Linked DNA regions of Homo sapiens: region 2 is linked to region 1. Evidence: read pairs that join two places in POLR2A ChIA-PET (ENCODE). Cell type or tissue: IMR-90. All regions are shown on one strand. Each heading gives the region's core, and the rest is flanking DNA. Links, peaks and the distances in the headings are about the cores only.

The links. ChIA-PET counts read pairs that join two places held together with the same protein. Peaks named below come from ENCODE experiments on the same cell type or tissue, not always from the same donor. Only the 100,000 strongest peaks of a DNase experiment are listed, where the experiment ranks them.
Region 2: POLR2A ChIA-PET joins it to region 1 with 5 read pairs; 4 of 35 experiments call an interaction of 5 or more read pairs at or near these places.

Annotation. Positions count from the first base shown.
Region 1 is chr5:135,196,416-135,204,748 of GRCh38, reverse strand. All of the region lies in intron 3 of PITX1-AS1 (PITX1 antisense RNA 1), which reads right to left. Among named protein-coding and RNA genes, the nearest start is that of LINC02900, 48 kb to the left of the region's middle. In IMR-90, for the core only: CTCF peaks have their summits at 246 (motif pointing right) and 1,002 (motif pointing right); no DNase peak of the experiment used is centred there.
Region 2 is chr5:135,123,004-135,131,336 of GRCh38, reverse strand. All of the region lies in intron 2 of PITX1-AS1 (PITX1 antisense RNA 1), which reads right to left. Among named protein-coding and RNA genes, the nearest start is that of EPIST, 87 kb to the right of the region's middle. In IMR-90, for the core only: no CTCF peak of the experiment used is centred there; a DNase peak (open chromatin) is centred at 3,326; H3K27ac peaks cover 1,068 bases.

The DNA of each region.
Region 1 (8,333 bases), core at 73-8,072:
CGATGAAATAATCTGTACAACAAACCTCCACGGCATGAGTTTACCTATGTAACAAACCTGCACATGTACACTCGAACCTAAAAAAATAAAATTTTAAAATAAAAATTAAAAATTAAAATTAAAATTATTTTTTAAAAGAGAAACAATTCTCTTTCCATAAGGGCCTCCTCTCTCCCAAGAGAGGTTTGCATCCTCTCCTGTAGGAAAAGATTTCTAAAATCTTCCACCAGGGGGCATTTCTCCCACTGAAAATAAGTGAAAACATGATCAACACATTCGGTGGTCTTACCAACACCAACTATATTAATCCAAGTAATTTTTAAAGCATTTGTTGAAATGACAAAGATTCCTTTGAAAACCAATGTTTTCACTGTTTAAAGAGCAATAAGTCTGAAAGGTAATGGTGGCTTCCTAAATCCAAACCACTTCAAACAGCTTAAAAAAAAAAATTAACATCAACAAAGGGGAAAAAACAACAAGCAAAAATAAAATCTATGTATGACTCATGTCTTTGTCATTACTAGGAGTCACATAATACTATGAATTCCAAATTACATTTCAGTAGAGAAGTACCAAATTCTAACAAAGCACCTACCATTACTGGAAATCTGTAGGTGTAGAAGGCAGGAAACGGGAGTCTTAAGAAATTCCATGGAAACAAAAGGAGGAGAGAGAACAAACAAGACAAACAGAATCACCCCAGAGAGGTACAGTACAGCACTAAATGCAAAATAATGAACATAAGTCTGGAACTTCGTAGTTTACAGTAATGGCCGTCAGGAAGGTACTTGAAAGTGAGTAGGGTCAGAAGTGACAATGTCAGAGAAGCACTGCTTTTGGGAAGAGAAGAAAATAAATAGAAAATAGGTGTCTCTTAGAGATATGGCAGTAAAGAAAAAGAAGAAATTAAGCATACTGCAGGGGAAAAAAAAGACAGAAAACAAGACAAGCCCTCCTACTCCCTCTATTCATTCAATAAACTGCACTTCATCATATTGACAGAAGAGGGCACTCTTGAAATAGGCACTCACCACAAAATGCCTAGGAATAAAGGGAAAACTCGTACTAACTCCACATTGTTATTAGTATTCCTCGGCTAATCAGTGGAGCTGATTTTTTTTTTTAAAGATAAAATATGCACCAAAACATTTCAACTAATTAAAATTCTCCCCCACAAAGAAAATCAACCATGAAGCAGAAGTAAACTGTCATGTAACATTCCAAACTGAGTTAAATATTATAAAATAAGTATTTGAATATTGTTTAAAAAAACTAGAATCAGAGATTTAAAACTTAGAAGAGAACCTTTTAAAATCAGGAAGAAATGCAATGGGAGTTGATCAATTTCAGGAAATAAATTTAAGAAAAAGACCAAAACTATTTCAGAAATGAAGAACAAATTACAATGTGCCCAAGAGAGAATAAGTTCAAATGAAAATTTAATAGGGAGCATTTACAAAGGTAGTAAAACAAAAACCAAATGAAAATGAATTGAGAACGAGGTTAAAAAAAATCAGCGAAAGTGGTTGAAATGGAAGGCAGGCAAAGATGAGCTAACCTATGTATAATTGGAGTCCATGAAGAAGAAAAATAAAACAATAAAATAGAAATATTTTGAAATATAACCCAAGAAAACTTTCCAGAAATAAGATAAATCCTAAATCAACATAATGAAAAGGTCCACTGTGTGGCTTGGAGAAATGATCTAGAATGAACAACTCTGAAACATATCCTAGTAAAACTACTAGATTTTTATGACAAATAAAAAATCTTCATGACTTTCAGGCAAAAAGGTCAAATTTTATTCTGATAAAAAATGTAGGCTGACCTCAGGCTTTCTAAGAACAACACACGGAATTGGGTAAGAGTGGAACAGCATTTTCAAGAAACTCTGAATCACCCCAGAGAGGTAAAAAGTATAGCACTAAATGCAAAATAATGAACATGAGTCTGAAACTTAGTTCACAGTACTGGCTGCCAGGAAGGTACTTCCTGGCAGTGAGTAGGGATTTTATAGTGAGTAGGGATTTTATATCCATCCTTCATCCAACCAAGTGATAACTGGGGGAGCTTCTGCAAAAGAACCGATAATCATTTAATACATTTAATTACAGAGCTAAGATTAAAACTAGGGTGGGGTCATGGTATCAGAAGATTCTGTAAATATGACATGTTCTGACAAAGTAGAAAGAATGTAATCTTAAAATAGTACCAAAGGAGAAAGCAAAATATGACCATTGATTGTCGTTTAGGTAACAGGTGAGAGTCAAAGGATATCATGTAAAACTGACAGACTAGATAGTAAAAGTTTAAGAAAGGGGAGAATTAAGGGCACTATAAAAGGTATAAATATGATGGCAACCACTAGATCAAAAACATAAGCCTTTCTAAATGCCAAAAGAATTTTTAGACAACAATGAAAATACATCAAATAGAGAAAGAAACTCAGTAAATAAAACAATACAATCAGCACCTCAGCATCCTACTTAATATGGAAACACTAGAGGTATTCCCACAAAAGGAAAGAACAAGGCACTTTTCCGCTATTAACATTGTGCTGGAAGTATTAGCTAACATAGACAAGAGAAAACAAAAGGAGGCTTGAGGATTAGAAAAGAAGACAAAAAACTAACTCTATTGCAGAGGACACAGTAATTTATCAAGAAATCCTAAAGAATAAATGATAAAACTCACAAGTTCTCAAAACATTTATTCTCAAAATTCCTTTACACTCTTAAAAATCAAGGACCTCAAAGAGCTTTTGTTTATGTGGGTTATATCTATTGATATTTACAGATTAGAAACTAAAGCTGAGAAAATGTTAAATATTAATTTTAAAGTAAGAATATAAATGCATATTTTTGAAAAATAACCATAAACAAAAACTTTCAGTGAGAAGAATGACAACATTTTACATTTTTAAATATTTCTTTATTGTTGAGCTTAATAGAAAACGGCTGGATTTTCATGTTTCTGTAGTCAATCTATTATGATAGCACACATTACATAGCCTCCAGAAAACTCCACTGTACACTTGAGAATGAAAGTTAAAAGGGAAAATTATGTCTTAGTATCATAAATATGAGAGTCTTAGTAACATGAAAATGGTTTTGACCTTGTGAATTCACTAGTAAAATCTCAGGAACCCCCAAGGGTACCCAAACCATATACTGAGAGCCACTGAACTAACTCAAACAGTAAAATATTCAGCAAGTCAGTAGGACATAAAATAAACACTAAAAGTCAGTGGCCTTTATAGGCACAAATAATAACTAATTATAAGATGTAAACAGAAAAGAAACTTCCATTTATAATAGCAATGAAAATAATAAAATACTCAGAAATAAATCTAACAAGAAATGTTGAAAACCTATACAAAGAAAACCATAACACCCTCCTAAAAACCATAAAAGTTGACTTGAATAAATGCAAAAGATACCCCTTGTTCATAGTCAGGATGTCTCATCATTAAATTAATGATATAAATTTAATTTATAAACAGTTATAAAATTACTCAGTTAATTTATAAACTTAATATGATGCCTTAAAAATTCTAAATGGCTTTTTTCTGTAGCCAGACAAGTTGATAGTAAGGTTCATATGGAAAAATTAATTTGCAAGAATTGGTAGGCGGGAAAACACTGAAAATGCAAAGCTCTAAGGAAGGAACCAGCCCTACCAGGTATTTTTAAATATTACAAAGCCTCTATAATTAAAGGTATGGTAATAGCACACAAAGAGACAGACCAGTGGAATCGAATCCAAAGACCAGAAATAAGCCCAACTACATGTGGAAATCTAGCATATGATAACAATGATATCTCAAATCACTCAAGCAAAGATGATCTTATAATAAGTGGTGTTGGTATGGATAGACATTTGAGAAAATACAACTAGATCCATTCCTCACATCTATGCAAAAATAAATTCCAAATAGACTAGAGATCTAAGCGTAGAAAATTAAACTACAGTAGTACTAAGAGAAAAACATGAGTGAATTCTTCTATAACCTTGGTATAGAAAAGCTTTCTAATTATGAATCAAATTCCAAATGAAATCAAATTTTAAAACTGATAACTATAATTTTAAAAATTTTCAGAGCCAAAAAAAACCACCACAAGCAAAATCAAAAGACAAACATCAAACTTGGAGAAAATATTTGCAACTTGAAGAATATTACATGTATCACTGGTAAGGAGCCAATACACCTTTAAAAAAAAAAAAGACCTCAAAAAATCCTATAGAAAGACAATCAACGATATAAATAGACAATTCACCAAGAAGACATTAAAATGCCTCTGAAACCTATGAAAAAAAATGTTCAACTTTACACACAGAGAAGTGTAAATTAAGACTTCCCTACGATACTATGTCCCATCCATCAGATTGGCAAAAATTCAAAATCCCAACAATACATTCTGTTGGCAAAGCAGGAAGGAAATAGGTATGTTCATACATCATGAGTGGGAATGCATATTATATAACCCCTAGGAAGAGGAATTCAGCAATACTAACAACACTACATATTCACTTAGTTGATCCAGCAATCTTACTTTTCTAAAAAAATTACCCTAAAGATACACCTCCCACAAGAATATACATACATACAAGTTTATTCATTACATCATAATATTGAAAACTACCTAAATTCTCAAACACAGGAAATTGGTTGAAAAAAAAAAACTATGTTACATATATACAATGGAGTAATTTCCTGCTGTAAAGAAGGATGGAACAATCGAACAATCTCTATGAACTGATATGGAGTGATTTCTAGAATATATTGTCAGGTGGAAAAAGCAAGGCTCAAAAGAATACATAATATATACTAGCACTATGTAAGAAAGAAGAGGAAACTAGGAAACATACATGCATTTGTTTATTTTTGCCAAAAAAAAACATAGGAAGGAAAAATCAGAAAAATATAAAATTGTTTACCTTCTGGGGAATGGCGGAGGAGATAGAGTGAAAGGGATACAGAAGTGACACTTTTCTCGGTATTTTTTTTGTATAACATTTAATTTTGGAAGCATATTCATAAACTACAGAATCAAAAAACAAGGATGAGGGGAACAAAAACCAAATTGAAAGCAAACGAGCCAAACTGTATTGCAAATAAATCCTAAGAAAACTGCTGATGAACCCAAATTCAGAACCACACTGATGTGGGAAAGCACTAATCCTAGTAATTGTTGAACAAAGTATATTGACTATATGTCCTCAGCATAGAAGAAAAAGAACTGCAAACTAATTGTGAACTCTTTCACTTAGACTTGTTTCTCACAGCAGTATGGGTGTACCAATTTTGAAACAATCTTCTATATACAGTATAGGATTGAGACTGAGTAAATGTGAAATAATGCTGGAAGTCAGAGTTCTAAACATAGGGGAGATCCAAATATGGGAGTAGGGACACTCATGACACATATATACATACACAAAGAGACACAGACACACATACATTTTCAAATATGTATGTGTAACTCTGAATGTGTATGTGTATGCATACATACTTGTATATTTCACAGCTGGGATGGATAGGGGATATATGTGTATGTGTGTACATATCTATCCTAGATTTGAAGGAGCCTGGAGACAATGACACTCCAGTAGTGTTAGGCATAGTCAGTGCCTAGATCTTGGTTTTTAAATACCATTCCCCACTTAAAGGAACCAGAGTTCCTTAGCAAAACAGCTGATGCCAGGACTAGGTCAGGGAAGGTAAAAGGTAAGCCTGGAACATCTTGTTTATGCCAGAAAATAAAGAAGTATTGAAAGTAATGATGGTGGCACATGAAAAGCAGACAGGAGACAAGCCTGAAGGAGATCTCACTGGCTAAACCTAGGACAATTTGAGCACAAAACAAATAATGACAATAATATATTTGAGCCCATTAAATAAAACAGGAATCAATGAGGCTATAGTGATAAAGCAGCAGCAGCAGCAGAAGAGGAGGAGAAAAGAAGAAAGGAGAGAGGGAAAGCGGGAAAACTCAAAATCAGAGAAGAACGCTAAGCGGGAAATATGCAGAAAGTAGCAGCACTGGAAAATCACCATGTTCTGACCATGCAGTAAAGACTGGCTGAGGCAGGACTCATCAACAGACACTAAATTCAGCAGGAGGGGTGGGGTGTAGATTTTGAGGAGAAGCAGAATATTTGCACTTCAAAGTGTCTTCCCACAGATCGATTATTAGTTATAAGGGAAAATGGTAACTATACAGTGCAGTAACCAGACAAGATTTTGGCCAGGAAATCAAAGTTAACATCACCAATGAGAAGCAGACAGTCATCTGACAAACCTAAACTGAATTGGAATATTCTACATCCTGACCTGGTCTTCAAGAAAACATCAATGTCATAAAAGACATAGGCTGAATAACCACTCCAGATGAAAGGTTAAAGAGACCTGACAATGTGTGACCATAAACGCAATATGTTCTCAACAAAGTACTGGCAAACCAAATTCCACAGCACATCAAAAAGTTAATTCACCATGATCAAACAGGCTTCACTCCTGAGATGCAAGGTTGGTTCAACATATGCAAATCAGTCAATGTGATTCACCACATAAACAGAATTAAAAACAAAAACCATATGATCATCTTAACAGACATGGAAAAAGCTTTCCATAAAATCCACATTCCTTCATGATAAAAACCCTCAAGAAACTAGGCATTGAAGGAACATACCTCAAAATAGTAACAGCCATTTATGACCAATCCACAGCCAAAATCATGCGGAATGGGCAAAAACCGGAAGCATTCCCCTTGAGGACTAGAACAAGACAAGGATGCCTACTCTCACCACCCCTATTCCACATAGTACTGGAAGTGCCAGCAAGAGCAATCAGGCAAGAGAAAGAAATAAAAGGCATCCAAATAGGAAAAGAAGTCAAACTAACTCTTCACAACGATTCTATACCTAGAAAACCCTAAAGACTCCACCAAAAGGCTCCTGGAATTGATAACTTCAGTAAAGTTTCAGTATACAAAATCAATGTACAAAAATCAGTAGCATTTCTATATATCAATAATATTCAAGCTGAGAAACAAATCAAGAACACAATCCCATTTGCAGTAGCCATCAAAAAATAAAAATACCTAAGAATACATCTAACCAAGGAGGTGAAAGATCTCTACAAGGAAAACTACAAAACACTGCTAAATGAAATCATAGATGACACAAATGGAAAAACATTCCACGCTCAGATTGGAAGAATCGATATTGTTAAAATGACCATACTGCCCAAAGCAATCTATAGATTCAATGTGATTACTATCGAACTACCAACATTATTCACAGAATTGGAATAAAACTATTCTAAAATTCATATGGAACCAAAAGATTGTGAATAGCCAAAGCAATCCTAAGCAAAAAGAACAAAGCCAGAGGCATCACATTACCCAACTTCAAACTACACTGAAAGGCTACAGTAACCAAAACAGCATGGTTTGGTATAAAAACAAACACATAGCAAACAGAACAGAACAGAAAACTCAAAATTAAAGCCACAGACATACAGCTATCTAATCTTCAACAAAGTTGACAAAAATAAGCAATGCGGAAAGGACTCCCTATTCAATGAAGGATGCTGGTATAGCTGGCTAGCCACATACAGAAGAATAAAACTGGATCCCTATCTTTCAATGTATACAAAAATAACTCAAGATGGATTAAATATTTAAATGTAAGACCTCAGATATAAAAATCCTAGAAGAAAACCTACAAAATACCCTAGGTTTTTGGCAAGGCCCTACCCATTGGCCTTGGCAAATAATTTTTGGCTAAGTTCCCAAAAGTAATTGCAATGAAAACAAAAATTAAACTAGTGGAACCTAATTATACTAAAGAGTTTCTTCATAGCAAAAGAAACGATCAACAGAGTAAACAGACAACCTACAAAATGGGAGAAAATATTCAAAAACTATGTATCTGACAACAGATCTACAAGGAACTAAGATCTACAAGGAACTGAAACATTGAACAAGCAAAAAACAGACAATCTCATTTTTTAAAATGGGCAAAAGATGTGAACAGGTATTTCTCAAAAGAAGACATACAGGTGACCAACAAACATGAAAAAATGCTCCACATCATTATCAGAGAAATGCAAATCAAAACCACAATGAGGTACCATCTCACACCAGTGAGAATGGCTATTACTAAAAAGTCAAAAAACAACAGATGTTGGCACTGCTGCAGAGAAAGGGGAACACTTACACACTGTTGATCAGAATGTCAATTACTTCAGCCACTGTGGAAAGTAGTTTGGTGATTTCTCAAAGAACTTAAAACAGAGCTACCATTCCATCCAGCAATCCCGTTACTGG
Region 2 (8,333 bases), core at 65-8,064, 73 kb after region 1:
TACCTTCAGTGATGCTCATGGTAATCGGCATCATCATCATATTAGACAGACTAAACAACTTTCCATGTCCACCATATGGGAGGAGCTTCCAAACCACAGAGCCACCATCTCTGTCTTTCTCTATCTGGCTCTCACCTGTGATTGAAGAGAGGGAAGGATGACAGAGTGCCCACTGGGAATGCCTTTCCACCCAGTTCTCAACAGGAGTCACGGCCCAGGTCAGCTCTGGGCCAGCATCCCCTGAGCACCTGCTGTCTGCTAGCCTGTGTGAGCTGCTTTACAGAAGGACACACCAATGGGAAGCAGCAGCCCTGCCTTCAGGAAGGCCCAGCCTGGGACAGAACTGTGCCTGGCACTTGGACAGAGAGGCCCGGGAGGCATCAGGTGGAGTGGGCCCCTCCTTCCTACCCCCACTGTCCTCCCTGACCCAGGCCCTCCTCCCCTCAGACTCTCTCACTGCCTTTGAAATGGATTCCTCATTTCTAGTTCCTCCTCACCCAGGACCAGTGACTCTCTCTGATCTGTCACTCTCCTGCTCAGAACCTTCGATGCTCTCATCATCCCCTTGTCCATTCACTCACCAGTTACTGAGTGCACACATGTGCTGGGTATATGCCAAGAGCTGTGGCCGCAACAGCAGGCAAGACATACAAAGCTGATGAGTGAGGTAGGGAGGCAACCCTTGCTCCAGAGGGAGGTTGGATCTCCAGCATCCAAAAGCACCAGTGCTCAGGCAGACCCATTACTGAGTCTCACCGCTGCCACTCACCACACACATTGGCCATTATTGCTGCAACAACCACCACCTCTACTAGTTCCAGGAACTGTGGACACTGATCCCAGAGCAATCCCTGGGCAGAGAGCAAATCTGTCACTGGAGAATGGCTCCGTCACAGAGCCCGTGACCTCAGTCTCCAGTGGAGAGGAAAATGAGAGAGGAGAAAGATCCCAGTCTAGGTGAGTAGCTTGAACAAAGGCCACAGAGGCCAAAAGGCACAGAGTCTGTCTGGGGGAGGGTGAGTAGGTAGATATGGAGGGAGACTGGATTTGGAGACCAGAGCAGGAGGCAGGGGCCACTCACAGAAGTGACCATTACTGGCCTTTGTTCTCCTGCTAGGCAGGAGGGGCAATACCCAGAACTGCCATGAAGGGGCAAGGAATTAGCCAAGGCAGCTGTAGTGGTTAAGAAGGATGAGCTGGGGGGAGACTGCAGCCAGGGAGGTCAGAGAGGAGCCTCGGGTGATGTGCTGAGGGGCTGCCCTTGCACTGGGGCATGGGGAACAAAGGGAAGGAGGCAGAGCATAGAGAACAGACAGCTCTTAATGAGATGGCTCACTAGGCCAGGAACAGGGAGAGCAGGTCCATACATCGGGCTGACACCAAGGAGGTGTACCACCCTGTAGGCACTGCAGCACAGAACGCTGTGGGCTGCGAGGATGCCCAGGCCTGGAGCCCAACAACTCAGAAAGGAGTCGTGTTCCACAAGCAGCTGCCCTAGCTGGAGTCCCAAGGGTGAGAACGCTCTGAGACACAATGCAGCATCTATCCCCCTGGCTGCAGGTGGGACTCCCCTCCAGGCACGGCAGGGAGAAGGCTGCCTCACTTTCTTCCCTTGGTCTGGGGGCTACTCTGTTTCTCTGTCACCATGGACAAGTGAAATCACAGCCACGTCCTCCCCAGCACTCCAGGCAGTAGCTTCTCCTCACCCAGCCTTTGGTCTCCTTGCCCCTTCCTGTCGCTCAGCACATGTCACTGAGTGCATGTGTACTGGTGAGAGCCCTCTGGAGAGTGCCGACCTGCCTTGCAAGCCAGTCACACAGCACTCCTTCTGAACCCGCCTCGGGGACGGCACATGTGTTCACCACGCAAGCTGCACCGAGCCACGCACAACCAAATCAATGCAAAACAAAACCACAATGAGATACCATTTGTCATCTATCAGATTGGCAAAGATCCACGAGTCTGATAGCACTTTGTGTAGGTGAAGATATGAGGAAACAAGCCACTCGTACCTCGTTGGTGAGGGAGGAAATCACCTCAGTCTCCTGGCAGGGCAATAGGATAGAATCAAACCAATTTAAATGTGCATATACACTTTGACCAGCATTTCCACCTCTAGGAATCTCTCCCAGGTGCATATGGTTACTGAGACATTTGCTGCAGCAAGCAGCATTATTTATTATAGCAAAAGACAGAAAGCAGCCAAAAAGCCCATCAATAGGGCACTGGTCAAAAACTCATATGGAGGCCAGGGTGGGAGGATCATGAGGTCAGGAGATCGAGACCACCCTAGCTAATATGGTAAAAACCCCCTATCTACTAAAAATACAAAAACTTAGCCGGGCGTGGTGGCATGCACCTGTAGTCCCAACTACTTGGGAGGCTGAGGCAGGAGAATCACTTGAACCTGGGAGGTGGAGGTTGCAGTGAGCCAAGATTGGGCCACTACACTCTAGCCTGGGGGACAAAGCGAGACTCCATCTCAAAAAAAAAAAAAAAAAAAACAACCTTGTATGGTCCATCTATACAATGGACTAATATATAGCTGTTAACAGGAACGTGGTGGCTCTGTATAAGATGATATGAAATGAATGCCAAGATATACCAAATGTTGAAAGGAAATAACAGGACAGCTCAGCATGTACACAAAAGCAAAAGTCTGGGTGCATGGAATATACGCTTAAGCACTGACCCCTAAGTGCTTGAATGAGCACGTCTCTGGGAGGGCACAGCTGATGTACCAGTGACAGTGGTTGCCTCTGGGAAGGGACACTGATGGCTGGAAACAGGTGGGGGGTGCACTCATCACCACATACCCTTTTGTAATATCTACTCTGTGACAGTTTCACCATATGTCTGTATTACTTTAAGGAAATCAACACACAGATCTGCTTATGGGACAGTGCTTCTCCTGCCTACATCAATTTATGTTAGATTATTCCCACCCCTACCCCAAGATCGCTGACAACTTACCCATGTGCTATTTTCCCCGAATCCTCAGTTCCCCACACTGTGCTTGGCAATGAGGTACTTGGAAAGGGGCTGAGTGAGGAGGGGCCAGCACTTCCAGTCCAAGGGTCTCCACTTCTCCCTGGCATGCTGGAAGAGACCAGAGCTCACTGTCCCACCCAGGTTCTATGAGACTAGGCATGGGGCAATGGGCTAGGCCATCAGCCTCCAACTATGTGGCTCTGCAATGAGCAGAAATCCCAGCCCTGGAAGCGCACCCACGAAGCCCATGCTCTGTGTCCGAAAAGACACTCCCAGCAGGCACGGCGCCTGCGCAATGCCTGCAGCCAGCTGCCTGTGGTCCCGGGAATGGCCTCTGTTGACTAATTTCTGTACATAATTCCACCCAGGATGAGTCAACAGTCAGGGCAGGCAGGACTCCTCACAGGCTGGCCCGAAAAGCCATTCAGAAAGATGAAAAGCAGAGCACAAGGTGCCCAAGCCACTGAGATAGAGGATGGGCACCCCCTCTTTGGATCAGACAAGCTCCCTCTGCAGGGGTTTTTGAAAGACTCCCCAGGCCCCACCACGGCATCAACCACGCAGGGTGGGGACAGGCGTACCACAGCCCCTCATTCTGTCCAGGGCCTCTGCCCCATCTACTGGGTTGGGTCAGCACCACCCCACCTGGTTCTTATTAACCACCCTCTAGAGGCAGCCATCAATTACACAATGCTGCCATTTATCTAGCCCCTCATCCCCACACAAGTCACCATGACCTGACCAGGGGCCCAGGGGCTGACCCTTCCCATCCCTGCTAGGCACCTGCCTGAACAGGCAGGCTTTTCCAGTCTCTCAGATCCCACCCCACCACTGACTGGGTCACCTGGGGCCAGTCCTGTCATTTCTAGTGCCCTTGCCTATAAAATGGGCCTATGACACATCTCCCTCAGGGTTGCTGTAAGGATCGAATGGGATGACCCCAGCACACTCCGTACAAGATAAGGGCTCAGTAACTGGCAGCTGCCATCAGAATTGTCATCGTAAGAGGCCACAGGAAACCCATTCCATTCCATCCCCCAGGCCCTTCCCTGCAGGCAGCACTCGGGTCTGGGCAGGGAAGGGTGAGAGAAGGTTCAAGGAAAGAAGAACCACTCCCGCCTGGGCTTGGCACCCTTGCAAAGACCAGTAGCAGCACCTCCTCCCCTACCTTTGTTTGCTCTCTCATCTCCTCAATCCTGTGCAGGCCTTCCCATCCCCAGCCCCTGCAGCCGCGGCAAATCTTTGTCAGCAAACAGCACATTAATTGCTTCTTGGCCACATTTCAAATGATATCACAGAATCAGGCTGCTCAATTTGAGCAAATGGAAAGGAAGAAAGAGGGGCACCCAGCAACTCACACAAGAGCCAGGGATGATGGGTAGCTCCAGTTACTAATTAATCGACTGCTCAGATGGAACAAATCTGAAACCCCAACAGGTCGGACTGGTGAGCCCTGGGCTCCCCGCCAGCCCCCTTCATCAGAGGGAAACAGAGCACTGGTCCTGAACACCTTCAGGAGGGGAGCCCTGGAGTCCCGCCGCCCACTGCCCAGGAAAGCTAACAGAGGCTCCGCCTCAGTGACCATGTCCTGACCAGGCGGCCTCCTGGACCACTTACAGAACCACTCACTCACTCAGCAAGCACACTTGAGCTCCCAGGATACCACTAGACTAAACTCCAAAAGAGTGGGGATGTGAATGCAGGGCTCACCACTGCACCCCATTCCCAACACAGCACCCAGCATGAAACAAAAACAAAACAAGCGGCACTCAGTATATGAACATCAAGAGAATGAAAGAATAAATTAAACAAGGAGTACCAAGCATGGTGTTAGGTTCTAAGGGTATAGTACTGAATGCAAGCCCTGGCCTCACGGCACTCACATTCTAGTGTGGGAACTACTGTTAACCAAACAGCCAGACAACGACAGCAATATTGCAACCATAATAGGTACCATGAAGCGGAGGCTGCCAAAATAGAGAGAGTGGTAACAGTGGGACTTGTCCCCATGTGGTGGCCAAGAGGAGCCACTAAGCGGGAAAGGAGCTTGCCACCACCCCAGTGTGCTCATCCAAGGCGGCTTCTCCACATCCCAACTCCCTGAATTCCCCCAACACCCCTGCACCCCATCACCACAAAAGACCACCAGCGTCTCATCCACCTAAGGTGGGGCAGGGTGGCAGCCCAGGGAATGTGGGAATGAGATTGGCTGGAAAAGGTCTCCTAGAGCAATTGTGCCTCCTCTCGAGTACTGCCTGCTGCAGTAGGGACCACAGGCACTAACAGACACACAGGGCCCTGCAATGCCCAGGCCATGTGGGACCCCAAACTGCCAGGCACTTTTCTTCATCTTCTAAGAACGCCCAGGTCACCACGCCCAACTGAGATCTCTTAGCCTCTCGATGCCTGAATGTTAACATGTGGACACCCCTCCATCCACCTGGCATTCCTGGACATGGCATGTTTCTGAAAGAGTGTATTTGGAGAGGGCGGGGCACAGGCCTGAATTTGAGCCTCAGCTCTGTTTCTTCCTAGCCGTGAAACCTGGAATAAACGATTTAGCCATCTCTTTTCTGTAAAATGGGGGTAGAACTGTCAGCTGAGGGGCAGCAACCATGTCAAGAATACAAAAATGGCAAAGGCTCATACAAACCCAAGGATGGCCCTCAATGATTTTCCTCCCCTTGGCTGCCTTTTCTAATTATTATTGGGGTAGGGTATGGGAAACCATTCTGGGCCCCAATTTCTGCTTTTCCCTATGGTCTTTCAGCCTGTGCCATCTTTTACTACTCAGGTATATGTAACCAGCTACCAATCTGCCTTCTTCTCCTGAACCAAGAAGCATGCACCATAGATCCAGGGTCCTTTTCCACCCAGATCTGCCAGACAGTTAAAAAGTGGCAAATTATTTTGAAATGTTATTGTCTGCGCCAACATTAATCCATGATGGCACCAGAATTTCCATAAACAGAGGCTTGAAGGTGGCCATCTGCTTAGAAGTAGGGCTAGGAACTTGTCTGGAGGCTGCATTTGCATAGAGAACACAGTTTTGCACGGATTGTGTTTCTTTGGGATCTCTTTGGTATAATAATATCAGTAACCCCCACTTCCACTAATTGTATCAAGCACTGTGCCAAGAGCTTTACATACATAGTCTCATTTAATCTTCTTCACAACCAATGAGGTATTATTGTCTCCATTTTACAGATAAGTAAACAGATCTGGAGAGGCTAAGTCACTTGCCTAAGATCTTGCAGTTGGCTCAGGCCAGAGCCAAGACTTGAACCTAGGTCTGTCAAATGCCAACTCCACTGTTGCTATGAAATAAACTGCTACTCTCCTAGTCACACTCCCTAGCTGTCCCACGCGACACTCTCCTTCCACTCGAGGACACCCACCCCACCCCGCCCGACCACCCAAGCTGCCCGTCTGCAGCTGGAGGGCTTCAAACTTCAAACTCCCCACAAATGGATTTCTGAGCATGATTTTTTTTTCCTGGCAGGAGTCTGAAAAGGCTGTTCCTCTCAGTTACTGCTGTCTAGGGCTTTTGAAAACATTAGGGAGGCTTACACCAACTCAGGAAGCCAGTATGTGCCCGCTAAGGTCTGAGCCCCTTGCTCGGGTACCTCCCCCAAGTGGAAGTAGTACAGGGGGCTGTTCCAAATTCCACCCTAAGGAGTGTGCTCCCTTCCTCGACACAACTGACAGATTTTCTTCCACAGATGCCGGCCCAGCCCGAGGCTGCACCTCACAATAAGCCCCCACCTGCAAAGAATGTCTGTAAATCCTGGGGCTCTGCACAGAGCAGCCGGATTGCAGGGAACGGCAGCAAATCCCAGGATAAAAGCAGAAGCCATCCTGTTGACAATTCATTCGTGTTTCTCCCCCAAATCCATCCACAACAGAACTGTTAAGCTCATGTTTCCTCTCCTGTTGCAAACAATTGTAAAAATGATTGGTATCTGCCCTCAGTGTAGAACCCGTCTGCTTCATCCCCAGGCTAAATCTTTCTGGAAGGGCTGCATGTGTGAAAAACATGCATTCCCAAGATGTGCAGATAATGGTTGCTCTTAGAGACCCTAATCACTCAGTTCACAGAAGAGAAATGCAAAGGCTGGTCAAAATAACTGATGACTTTCTAGAAACCAGAGGTCTGCTGCAGAGGCTGAGCTGGGCACCTGAGGGCAGGAAGGCTCAGGGTCGCCCTTGGAGACAGAATGGTCCCACAGGGTTTCATTCTGCTACTGGAGCTCCCATCATGAGTCCTCTATCCTCCTGCATATACCTCCTGTCTTTGTTTATGGCTCTAACATCTCTTCTCAAAGTAGAAATGGTATCAGGGAGTCGGGGAAGGTATAAGGAAGAGAGCTCAGGCAGTGGCCAGGACACCTGGTTCTGATCCTGGCTCTGACACCAACTGGCTGTGCCTTCACCTCTCTGGGCCTTGGTTTTCTCATCTGGACATCTGGAACAAATGACCCCGAAATTGACAACCCATGAATCTCACATGCAGATTCAGAGCTGTTTAAGCCAGACAGCACTGCAGAGCCCAGTGCCAACAGCCAGTCCCAGTCAAGCCAGGAAGCTGGCATCTGTGGGGCAATATGGCTGCAGCTAGATACATACTACGAGACTACACATATGGGTCCGTGGGAGCTCAGGTAGACAAGCAAAGAGGAAAATATCCTTTCAGCCTGAAGGAACCTAGAATTGATGCACTAATGCGCAGATTTTCTAAAATATACATTGCTATCTATGATGAATATACTTATATTTCTCCCCATATCCATCTTCCCTTCTAGCAAAAGCTCTAATTTTGTTGGAGAATCCATCTCTCCCACATCTCAATACACTTGAAGCACAAGTCCCACATCTAGGCCAATCAGTACATGGCATTCCCCTGGCCAAGTAATTAGTTCAGAGGAGGGCACATGACCATGCCAATCCAATCAGAGTGAGCCACAGTCCTCTACTAGGAATGCTAGGATAGAGATTCTCAACCTATCCCACTGGATCGAGTAAGATAGGATGTAGGGATAGAGCTGCGGCAGCCATCTTTTAACCATATGGGGACTGAGAACAGAACTAACTCTACTTAAGGGAACCAAGGAATGGGGAGAATTAAACTCTGTCACGGAGAAAGTTTGGGTGCTGGATCAAGTCACACCTGATCTATCTATGGACTATTCAGATAGAGCTACTAAGGAAACATCACATCCAATTCCTCAACATTCCCAATCCTCTATTTGAAAGAATCTTTTGCTGATTGAAAGATAGGATAAGACCTAAGAAGCACATCCAGCAAATTCTCTGGGTTGGAAATGGATTCATCCAATCATCTG